Regions from separate parts of the Homo sapiens genome. Here region 1 is linked to region 2. Evidence: read pairs that join two places in POLR2A ChIA-PET (ENCODE). Cell type or tissue: PC-3. All regions are shown on one strand. Each heading gives the region's core, and the rest is flanking DNA. Links, peaks and the distances in the headings are about the cores only.

Region 1 (5,376 bases), core at 164-5,163, 1.1 Mb before region 2:
GCTTATCTGCAAAAAGAGTATAAGGACAGCACCTACCACATGGGAGCGCTGTGAGGACTAAATGATCGATGTGTGCGCTTCTAGAACAATGCCTTGCACATAGTAAAGGGTAAAGAAGGTTAACTATGATTACTACTCTTGTTATTAAATGAGCTCTGGGGAATGAGAGGTTGCCCTGCAGAGGAAGGGAGCGGATTGTTGAGTTCATGATATTGTCCGGGGAAGCCTGGCAGCACGGGGTTAGGAATCTGGTGACTGGGGCCCAGCATGTTGGAGATCCAAGCCCAGCTGAGCCACTTTGTTTTTTTTTTTTTTTAAGACGGAGGCTCGGTCTATCGCCTAGGCTGGAGTGCAATGGTGTGATCTCGGCTCACCGCAACCTCCGTCTCCCTGGTTCAAGAGATTCTCCTGCCTCAGCCTCCCGAGTAGCTGGATTACAGCCGCCTGCCACCACGTCCAGCTAATTAGAGATGGGGTATCACCTTGTTGGTCAGGCTGGTCTCAAACTCCTGACCTCAAGTGATCCACCCACCTTGGCCTCCCAAAGTGTTGGGATTACAGGCATAAGCCAGTGAGTCCAGCCCTGAGCCACTTTGTACAGTGTGACCGGGCAAGTGACTGGCTTCTCCAGAAGTCAGCATAGAGGCATAGGAAGGCGTAGGAAGAAGCACAGAGGCAGGTTCAATATGAGGAGGTGGTGGTGCTGTTACTATTGCTGAATGCTTCATGGACTTCACTTCTCAGCCAGTGGCTCAGATCCAGCTGGTGGGAGACCTTCTTTAAAAAAATAAAAAAATCAGCCTGGCCAACATGATGAAACCCTGTCTCTACTAAAAACACAAAAATTAACTGGGTGTGGTGGTGCACACCTGTAATCCCAGCTACTCAGGAGGCTGAGGCAGGAGAATCACTTGAATCTGGGAGGCAGAGGTTGTGGTGAGCTGAGATCACGCCACTGCACTCAAACCTGGGCAACTGAGCAAGACCCTGTCTTCAAACAAACAAACAAACAAACAATCAAGCTCCAGCCTGGGCAACATAGAAAGACCCCTTCTCTAAAAAAAAATTTAAAAATTAGGTGGAGCACACCTGTAGTCCCACCTACTTGGGAGGCTGAGGTGGGAGGATCACTTGAGGTTGGGAGGTCAAGGCTGCAGTGAGCTATGGCTGTACCAATGCACTCCAGCCTGGGTGACAGAGTGAGACCCTGTCTCAAAAAAAAAAAAAAAAAAATCGAGCTTAGGGGACTCCGAATATACAGTCTGGCTAAGAGGCAGCATAGTTTGGTCAGATCACCCTTGCCATGCCCTGACCCCACAGCCCCAGCTGTGGCTACTGCCCTGCAAGACAAGAGGGGACAATGTTGAAGGGGCAGCTGGGAGGCCAGGGTTAGCCCAGAGCCTGAGACTGCTAGGCTTGGAAGCTGAGCGGGCAGGCTGGGGCTGGCCCCATTCATGCTGTGTGGGTGACTGCTCAGGTCTGGGGGCTGGGACTGTGGGCAGCAACACTTTTTGGGAAGGGACAGCCTTAGCAATGATCGTTATCATAATAACAGTCCTCGGGAAGAGCTGGACGCTGCAGGGGGCCCGATGCTATTTCCAGGTTATTTTTCAGGTTGTGCCTCGGTCAACCTAATTGTGAAACAGGGAAGGGTTTTGTTTTAAAGCTGGACAATTTAAACACAGCTTACACACACACACAAAACTAACAATGCTGAGTGTCTGAGTCCGGCATGGGAAAGAGACCACACATAGACTGTTTTGTGCCTTTTCAACTTTGCACCATGGACATGTATTATTGATTTTATACAATTTAATAAAACTAAAACCAAAATAAAAGTAGGTTCCAGTTTTCTATCCGTAGAGGCAAAGTTCTTTTGAGGGTAGCCTCTTGTTTGAGAAAAGTCATTTTAACAAGTCTTTGAATTTAAGCAGAGACAAAGGACAAATCCTATCACAGAAAGGAAAATTTGAGGGCAACTGGAAGAAAAATGGCCCCTCCAGTCTGAATTCAAGGCCTGCCTTCTCTGCAAGAGCAAAGACAGCTCCCCAGAAATTATTACAGCAACCATTGGGCCTGAGCCTGAGGAGGGGTAGTTACTGGTTTGAGTTCTCTCTCTCCTGGAGGGGAGGAATGGCCACCCCTGAAGCCTGATGAGACTGGGGCTGGGGAGGGCAGACTGTGAACTTATCAGCATTCCTGGGGGCTTCCCAGAAATCCTTGGGGTAGGGGCCAGAGTTGTACAAACTACACAGAACTGAGGCTTGGGGTACACTGATACACGCGTTAAAAGGCATGGGGGACCCCTGAAGACAGCAGGCCCGCAGACCCGTGTCCCCACAGCACCTGCCCACTGAGAGCAATGGCAATGTGCTGCATGCTGGGTAATGAGTCACCGCAGTGAGGCCCTTCCAGGGACAAGTACTGCCAGGACCAGGGTGGTGTTGGCATCTGGGTGGAGAAGGAACATTTTCCAAAGCCTGGAAAGGGCCTCTATGGCTTCAAAAGTGCTCCAAGAGCTTTTCTCCTACCCTAGAGGGTCATTTTCCCGAACCACAAAGAGCCAGTGACTGCAGAATGAATCAGAAGTGCAAGCCCCGAACAGAGAATCGAACAGGGCTGTGCTACCCAGTGTCAGAGGGCAAGCTGGCTCCTCCCTCCTCCAGGAAGAAACTGGCCATCTGCCTGCAGAAAGAAGACTTGAGTCTCGGTTCTACCGCGGGAGCTCAGGCCAAGGGAGCTCAGACAGCCAGAAAACTTCTCTAGGCCTCAGTGTCCTCACCTGGAAAGCAAGGATAATCACGCTTCCCTTGTGAAGGTGAGAGGATGTCATTCTGCACAGGGCACGGCCACTGGCCCCTCCACTCCAGCTGGCCTGACTGAGGGCGGCACCGGGAGAGAGCTGTGAGTTGCAGCAGCAGCTGCAAAGGCTGGCATCTGCGCCCACAGACAGGCCAAGGAAGCTGGCACTGGGCCCCTGGCTTGATTCATAGTCCGTTTCTAGGTGTGGCCACCAATGCCAGGACAGGCGCCCCCTGAGCCCCCGTGCTCCTTCCAGAGAAGAGAGTCAACAGACATTTAAAGAAACTTCTCACCCCAAACAGCCGCATGGGTGGGATTTGCACAGCCAGTGAAGCTGGATGTTCTCCTAAATGGATCTACAGACTTCAAGCCACTCTGGGGAGTGACCTACACTTTGAGATGAAAACTCCCTGTACTTCCTGTCTGCACTATACAATTTATCGGGCAAATGTTGGATATGTTCCACCTTCTGTGGTTCTCTGGTGGCTTTATTTGTGGCCGGATGGCAGAGTGGCTAAGAGCACATCTGGAGTTGGACAGTTATGGGTGTGAATCCTGGCTGTGTGGCCTTGGACAAGTTGCCTAACCTCTCTGGGCCTCGGGGATGGCATCTGTAAAATAAGACTACCTCGCGCAATCAGATGGACGAAAATAAAGCACTCAGTTCAAAGATGCTTAGTACAGAAAGAACTCTCAGACACTCAACTGTATTCTGCAGGAAGGCAGGGCCTGCCCGTCAGTCTGAATCTCCTCTAGGTCATGGCATAGTGCTGGTCACATAGCTCTACCAGGCTTTACTTTTTAAAAGTGATCCCACCCAAACAGCAGGCACCATTCTCAAGGAAAAGCAACTCTAAAAGCTCGACACAGGCTTCTGAGCTGTCCCCTCCCCACCCAGAATTCCAATCAAGGGCTTGGCATGGAAGCCCTTCTGGAAGCTCTTCATGCCCATCACCACTTCCAGAAGCTTCTGCCTCAGCAGTGTGTATGAGTAGGGCTGGGGCAGGGGACCCAGGCAGGGAAGGGAGTGGTGGGAAGGTGGGAGACAGTGGCTGGGGAGGAGAACCCAGTGCAGGAAGCTGGAGTGCTGACCTGGCCCTGCTACATGGGGTGTGCGGGTCCCCTTGCAGGACTTGGGGCACTGAGGTCATCAGGAGAACCATAGAGGGCAGACAGCAGGTGGGCGGCAGACAGTGAGACTCAGTGATGTCATGTTTTCCCCAAATGACTCAATGGTTTGCCCTGGGCTATGAATGGTGAGCTGTATGCTGTAGCCTCCAGTCCTCCCTACCCTCCAGGCCCGCCTGGCATCTCTCCCCGTCTCCACCCTGCCCCAGGGACCCACAGTTGCCACATTCCTGCTCTGCTCCTGGCTGCGGCCCCAGCCCAGGGCTCATCCCTGTGATGCCCCTGCCATGTCTCTCCAATCTTCACTTTGAGGGAAGACTCAAGCGACAGCAGACCTGGGTGTTATTACTGGCTCTGACTCTCCCTGACTGAGTGACTTTAGGCAGGTTACTCAACCTCTCTGAGCCTCAGTTTCCTCATCTGTGAAATGGAGACATTGCTAACAACCTTGCCGGGTTGTAGGGGGCTTGGTGAGAATGACTGTGAAGAATCTGGCACATGGCAGGTGCTTAGTGAATGGAAAGAATGACATTCAAGGGCCTCTATGATCTGACCTCAATTTCCTTTTCTAGCTGCATTAAAACATATACCTATATAATAATAGCTCACCCTTCCTGATGCTCAGTGTGCCAGGCACTGCTCTCAACACTTGTATAGAAATACATTTTATTCCCATGTCTTCCCCATGTGGGGGGTACCAGTAGTGAGAAAACTGAGCTCAGAGAAGGTAAGCAACTTGGCCACGGCCACACAGCCAGTAAGTGGGGAGTTGGGGTTCCCGTGAAGGCAGCCCGGCTCTAGAGCCTGTGTGCGTAACCACAACTCCATCCTGCCTGTCTCTCCTCGTGTATCCTATACATTTCAGTTCAGTCCAGCCAGACTCCTCACCAGTCCCTGTCTTCAATCGGAACTTTCCCATCCTCGTGCCTTTGCCCAGCTTCCCTCATGCACTGGAATGCCTGCCTCCTCTAGGAAGGCTTCCCCAAGTCTTCCCTCATGTCCACCTCTGTGGGCTCATCACAGTGGGACTCAAAGGTGGTTACTGGGGCACCCAGCTCTCCTCTCTTCCAGCTTGAAAGTCCCTCCTGTTATCCCACCATCTTGCAGTGTCAGCATGAGCATAGGCGCGCAGGACCTGGACAGGTGATGCCCAAGAACCCAGCACTCTGTGCCCCACTACTTTTGCAAGGACAGACAGCTTGAGGGCTGGAGGTGGGGCCACAGAACAGTTCTACCCACCCCTGGGGAGGCAGCCGGCCAGTAGGGCTTCCTTCTCTCTGCTCAGGGAAACGACTCAGCCACGGCAGGCCTCGTTACTTGCAGATGGGAACTGGACCCTGGGGCTGTTGAATGGCTCTCCACTTGCTGGTGGGGTTGAGCAGTGGGCCCAGAGTGCAGCCAGCCACCAGCCCAAAAACGGGCATCCAGGGCAGGCAGGCAGACAAG
Region 2 (5,376 bases), core at 179-5,178:
GACTGGTAATCAAAACCTTCGGCTCTAATTTTAGCTCTCACTTAGAAGCTGTGTGATGTGTGGCACAACACTAAACCTCTATGCAACTGGACTCTGCTCATCTGCAAAAATAGAAGCCATTGGGATAATTCAACAAAACGTTCAGGAGAAAAAAAAAAGATACCATCGTCCACTCACAGGGTTGTTGTGAATATTAAATGAGATAAGGTAATAAGAAAATGACTGCAGATAATAAACACTCATTAAATATTCAGTGAACCTGAATTATCCAATGATAAACATTTTCCTTTTCTCTTCAATAAGCAACAAGGAAAAGTAACCTTCCCAGTCACAAAGGAGCTGGAAGAGGCTTTAAGTAGTTTGATTCCCATGCCTATGTTGTATTTTCTTACAGACGGTGGTAATAAAACACACCTTAGTAATGAGCTATTTCTCAGTTTTCTAAGAGAGATGTTAAGTCAACTCTTAATCTTCAACAATCTATTAAATCAATCAGAAGGCTGCGAGTGCCCTCTGGCCTACCTATACAACAAGATTAAATCACTTACCTACTATCTTTACAGATCGTAAACCTGTGTGTTTTCAGTCATCCAAACAGACTGTTGACTCTTGTGGTCGTGATTGTTGGGAAAGCATTTGAAAACATTTTCAGAAAGGGCTGGGTAACAGAGTCTTAGGCTTTCTTCCACTCTGGCCCAACACAGCCAGACAGGGAGCAGACTTACCCTGGCATCCTCATATTTGCCCTCCCCAGCGCCCTTCAGGACACTTCTGAAAGGCATCCCCTTTCAGAAGAATGTGAAAACAGAATTTCCAATTTGCCTCAATTGTCTCAAAGACTCGGTGCCATTAAGACTGGAATTCAATACAGAATTGATCTATTCCTTTTTAGACCCATCTGTCAAAACGAATTCAAAAGAATGGAATTAAATGCTTCAGTGAAAGCCTCCAAAAAACATGGTCCCCCAATATTGAGTATAAAGTGTTACTACAATAGCCACTTAGAATCTAAAGCATTCTAGAAGATTATGATTTTAACCTGAGAATTAACTACTACAAATATTTTAAATTCTGCCCTTAACAGGGTCCTTTTCATACTCAAAAAGAACTAAGGTTGCTTTGTTCCCATCAATTGTGTATTAACATTTACAGACTAGATAAACAAGAATGCAGTAGGCTTTACTCTCTGGGGAAATTACAGAAAAGGAAGGGCATTTCACATTTTAGAATTGCTTGTACAGGCTGGGTACAGTGGCTCACACCCATAATCGCAGCACTTTAGGAAGCCGAGGCTTCTCAATGAGGATGGTTAGAGACCCAGAGTTCAAGGCTGCAGGAAGCCATGATCGCACCACCGCACTCCTGCCTGGGCAACAGGGTGAAACCCTGTCTCCGAAAAAAATAAAAATAAAAAATAAAATAAAAGTGCCTATACAACTTCAGGAAAGAGTTCTCAGTGCTCTTCTCCATGTGTGGTATGCAGATGACAGAAATTTAACATTTGCTGCCCAAAGCTAAATCAAGAAGTTATATATTAAAACTCTGGTAGCGTAAATTAGTACAACCACTTTGGAAATCTGTTTGGCAGTACACGTTACCACACAGCAACTCTACATTTTATGTTTACCAAGACATGTTCAAGAAGGCAGCAGTGTCATTCACAATAGCCAAAAAACTAGAAACATAAATGTTCTACAACTACAGAACAAATTAGTTATAATATAGTTATACATTGTAACACTACACAGCAATAAGAAAGAAAAACTAATGCTACCTAAGAACATGACTGAATCTCACAAACACAATGTTGAGCAAAAAGGCCACTCACAAAAGAGAATATACTGTATGTTTCCACTTTATGTAAAGTTCAAAATCAGCAAAACTAAGCAAAACCTTTGGTAGGTATCAACTGGGAGGGACATTAAGAAGCTGGCTGGAGTGCTGGAAATGTTTAATATCTTGATCTGGAAGTATATTCATACATAAATATTTACTGACCTGGATAATTAAGATTTGTGCCCTTTACTGTATGCAAATTGGACCTCAAAAAAAAAGCCCTATGATTTTTTTAAACTCAAAAATGACTCATTCACTTTATGGGATAACAGAACAAATCGCTGATACATAAAGCCTGAATAATGGGCTAGGATTGTTCTGCAGTTTCTGCCTATACTAACAGGCAACTCATTCATTTATCATACATTTGAAGTTTCCTATTTCATGACAAAAAGCTGATGTAGCTATATTATGTCAAAAAGCAAATTATATGAAAAGCTCAACTTACAAGATGTAACAATTTTAAATCTGAATGCACCTAGTAACAAAATCTCAGCAAATATACAGCAAAATCTATTAATAATAGAACTAAAAAGGAGAAATAACTGATAAGGCATATGACTTGAAGAGGCAGCCACAAAACAGAAAATCCAAGTGGTTGGTAAACATTGAAAAGGGTACTTAACCACATCAGTTATCAGGAAATGCATACGGAAATTACAATTACATTTATCTGCTTACCAGATTGTCAAAAAATAAGCTTTATAAATATCAGGTTTGCCAAGTTGGGTGGAAATAACTCTCATATATTGTTGATAGTGGTATAAATTGTATTGGCCTCTTCAGAAAAGTTTAGCAATATCTAGTGAAGTTAGGCATGTATGCCTTTACAATCAGCAATTCCACTCCTAGGCACAAATCCCAGAAAAACTCTTGCACTTGTGATCACTTGTTATATAAGAACGCTCATAACAGCAATGTTTGAAAAAGCCTCAAATTGGAAACAACCCAAATGTGAATTATAAGTCAAATGGATAAATAACTGCAGTTTAGTCACACAATAAAATACTATATATACAGCAATAAAAATGAATGAACTTAAACTACATGCAATAACATGGATCGCATGAATACTGAGCAACACAGGAAAATCACAAAAATAAAAATACATATGCATCCATTTACATCAAGTTTAAAAAAAAACAAACTAAACTTAGGATGCATACACAGGTGGTTAAAACTATTTTTAAAAAGGCAAGGGAATAATTATAAAAGTCAGGATGGGGTTATCCATAGAGGGGAAGAAAGGAAATATTTGTAACAGGGTGAAGCGTAGAGTTAGAGATAAATGGTTTATATCCTAATCTGGTATCGTTGTTTTATTATTGTTCATTAAAATGTAGATATGTGCTTTCTATACTCTTCTGCACGTATAATAAATTCCAAAATAATTTTTAATTAAAATGGAGGGCAAGCCCTTCTTTTTCCGTTTCCTCTTCCTCTTCATGAATGAAACATGAACCTGACAGGTAGAACCCCAGGCAGCTACCCTGGCCCAGGAGGGGATGCACTACTGATAGCGGAATGACAGACAGAAGCAGCCTGGCACCTCAAAGACTCAGGAATGGCCTTATCGGCATGGAATGGAATGGGAATGAATGGAATGGAATGGAATTGTACTGGCATTGCATTGTATTGTATTGTACTGTAGTACTGTATTGTATTGTATTGTTGTGTTGTGTTGTATTGTATTGTACTGTGTTGTAATTTTTTTGAGAGAGTCTCACTCTGTCGTCCAGGCTGGAGTGCGGTAGTGTGACCTTGGCTCACTGCAACCTCCACCTCCCGCGTTCAAGCGATTCTCATGCCTCAGCCTCCTGAGTAGCTGGGATTGATTACAGGCACCCACCACCACACCCGGCTAATTTTTGTATTTTTAGTAAAGACGGGGTTTCACCACATTGCCCAGGCTGATCTTGACTTCTGGCTTCAAGTGATCCGCCCATTTCGGCCTCCCAAAGTGTTGGGATTACAGGCGTGAGCCACCGCGCCAGGCCAGTTTTCTCTTAAAGAAATATATTTATGTCTTTTAAAAAATCTCTATTACTTTAGGTTTTTCTGTTATATACACTCAAACCTAATTCTAGCTGATGCATTCAGTGATCTGGACACATGAAAAATTTTCTAAAAATTAAAGCTGTCCAACAGTGGAAAGAACCCCCTGAGAAAGTATGTAGCACTCACTCCTGACAGGGCATTGTAGAGGGATTCCTAGGCAGCAAGAAAGCTGGACTGCAGTACTTTTAAAGGCCCTCCAGGCAATTAAGATTCTAAGGCTACTACTGGAACAAAGCAGCTTTGGGCTTGCCAAAGCTGTGGCAACTGTGTGCCTCTGAATCTATCCTGTTAAAATCAGTGGGAACATTCCCTTTCTATAATCCATATGCTATCCACCTTCAAGATTCTGTTCAAGAATTATCTCCTCATTTGTGCCTTTTAAGACAAACTAGACCTCTCAACTCCAGCATGCTGGATGTTCTCCCCTCCAGATGATCTCCTCCTCCAGATCCTCCATCCAGCATTTTCCAGCTCGGCTATGTGCCTCCGGATTCCACCCTCTGAATTAAATCAACCAGACTCCTTAACCTCTGGTTTCCAGTTGTATTAGACCAATGGGAGGCTACAGCAGGAGATCAGAGGGTAGCAAAAGAGTTTGAAGTATTTATTCCCCTTGATGCCTTTCCTACTGGGTCACTGGCTGGCATTCCTACAGGTTACCTTCTCCTTCATCTCAACTCTCTCAAAGTTCCAGAAACTACTCCCTTCCTTGCCCTCTCACAGGCTTAAGAGTGTAATCCCAGCTACTTGGGAGGCTGAGGCAGGAGAATCACTTGAACCCAGGAGGCGGAGGTTGCAGTGAGCCGAGATCGAGCCACTGCACTCTAGCCTGGGCGACAGAGCAAGACTTGTCTCAAAAAAAAAAAAAAAGAGAAAAAACAACGTCAGAATAACCAACATGAAAATTTTTTAGGATAACTTGGTGCCTACCTGAAAAATGTATTGTGTTTTAGACTCTTGATTTCAAAAGGTTCCACAGAACTAGTCTGCGCTTACCTTACCCATGTTTATATATAGCTGTCCTACAGGGAGCTTTTATTTAGAAAATGTCTGCATAATGTTAGATTCTTCTCCTGTCTACATTAAGCACTACATAATTGGACTTCATTATGCTTTTGAAATGCTTATCTGCCTGTCACATAAGTTAAACTATTTAATTTGTTTTGAATGTTTTGGATTGCTACATAATACAATATTCTAAATTTAGGCATGAGGGTTTTTTTGTTTTGTTTTTACTTTTTTTTTGTCATCGCACTATGGAACACAAATTAAACTCTCTTAATTTATAAGAAGATAGTTGCAGTTAAATTTTGAAAATGGTTGTAATGAGCCATGAAGTTCAATCTTTGTAATATAGGTATTGCTCTTTCAGACAAATAGTCCATTTTCAATGACTTATTATTTTGTTGAAATTGTGGTCGCTAATCACTTGGTTGCCAAATATTTACTTCAGGAGCAAAGATTTTCAAACAAGCATACATG

What was found. Peaks named below come from ENCODE experiments on the same cell type or tissue, not always from the same donor. Only the 100,000 strongest peaks of a DNase experiment are listed, where the experiment ranks them.
Region 1: POLR2A ChIA-PET joins it to region 2 with 5 read pairs; 1 of 35 experiments calls an interaction of 5 or more read pairs at or near these places.

Annotation. Positions count from the first base shown.
Region 1 is chr10:71,973,306-71,978,681 of GRCh38, reverse strand. The region is part of intron 1 of CHST3 (carbohydrate sulfotransferase 3); the gene reads right to left. Among named protein-coding and RNA genes, the nearest start is that of CHST3, 12 kb to the right of the region's middle. RefSeq lists an enhancer at 4,752-5,251. In PC-3, for the core only: no CTCF peak of the experiment used is centred there; DNase peaks (open chromatin) are centred at 2,541 and 4,071; H3K4me3 peaks cover 1,021 bases; H3K27ac peaks cover 3,728 bases.
Region 2 is chr10:70,824,357-70,829,732 of GRCh38, reverse strand. All of the region lies in intron 2 of SGPL1 (sphingosine-1-phosphate lyase 1), which reads right to left. Among named protein-coding and RNA genes, the nearest start is that of SGPL1, 11 kb to the right of the region's middle. In PC-3, for the core only: no CTCF peak of the experiment used is centred there; DNase peaks (open chromatin) are centred at 592 and 2,152; H3K4me3 peaks cover 2,164 bases; H3K27ac peaks cover 3,278 bases.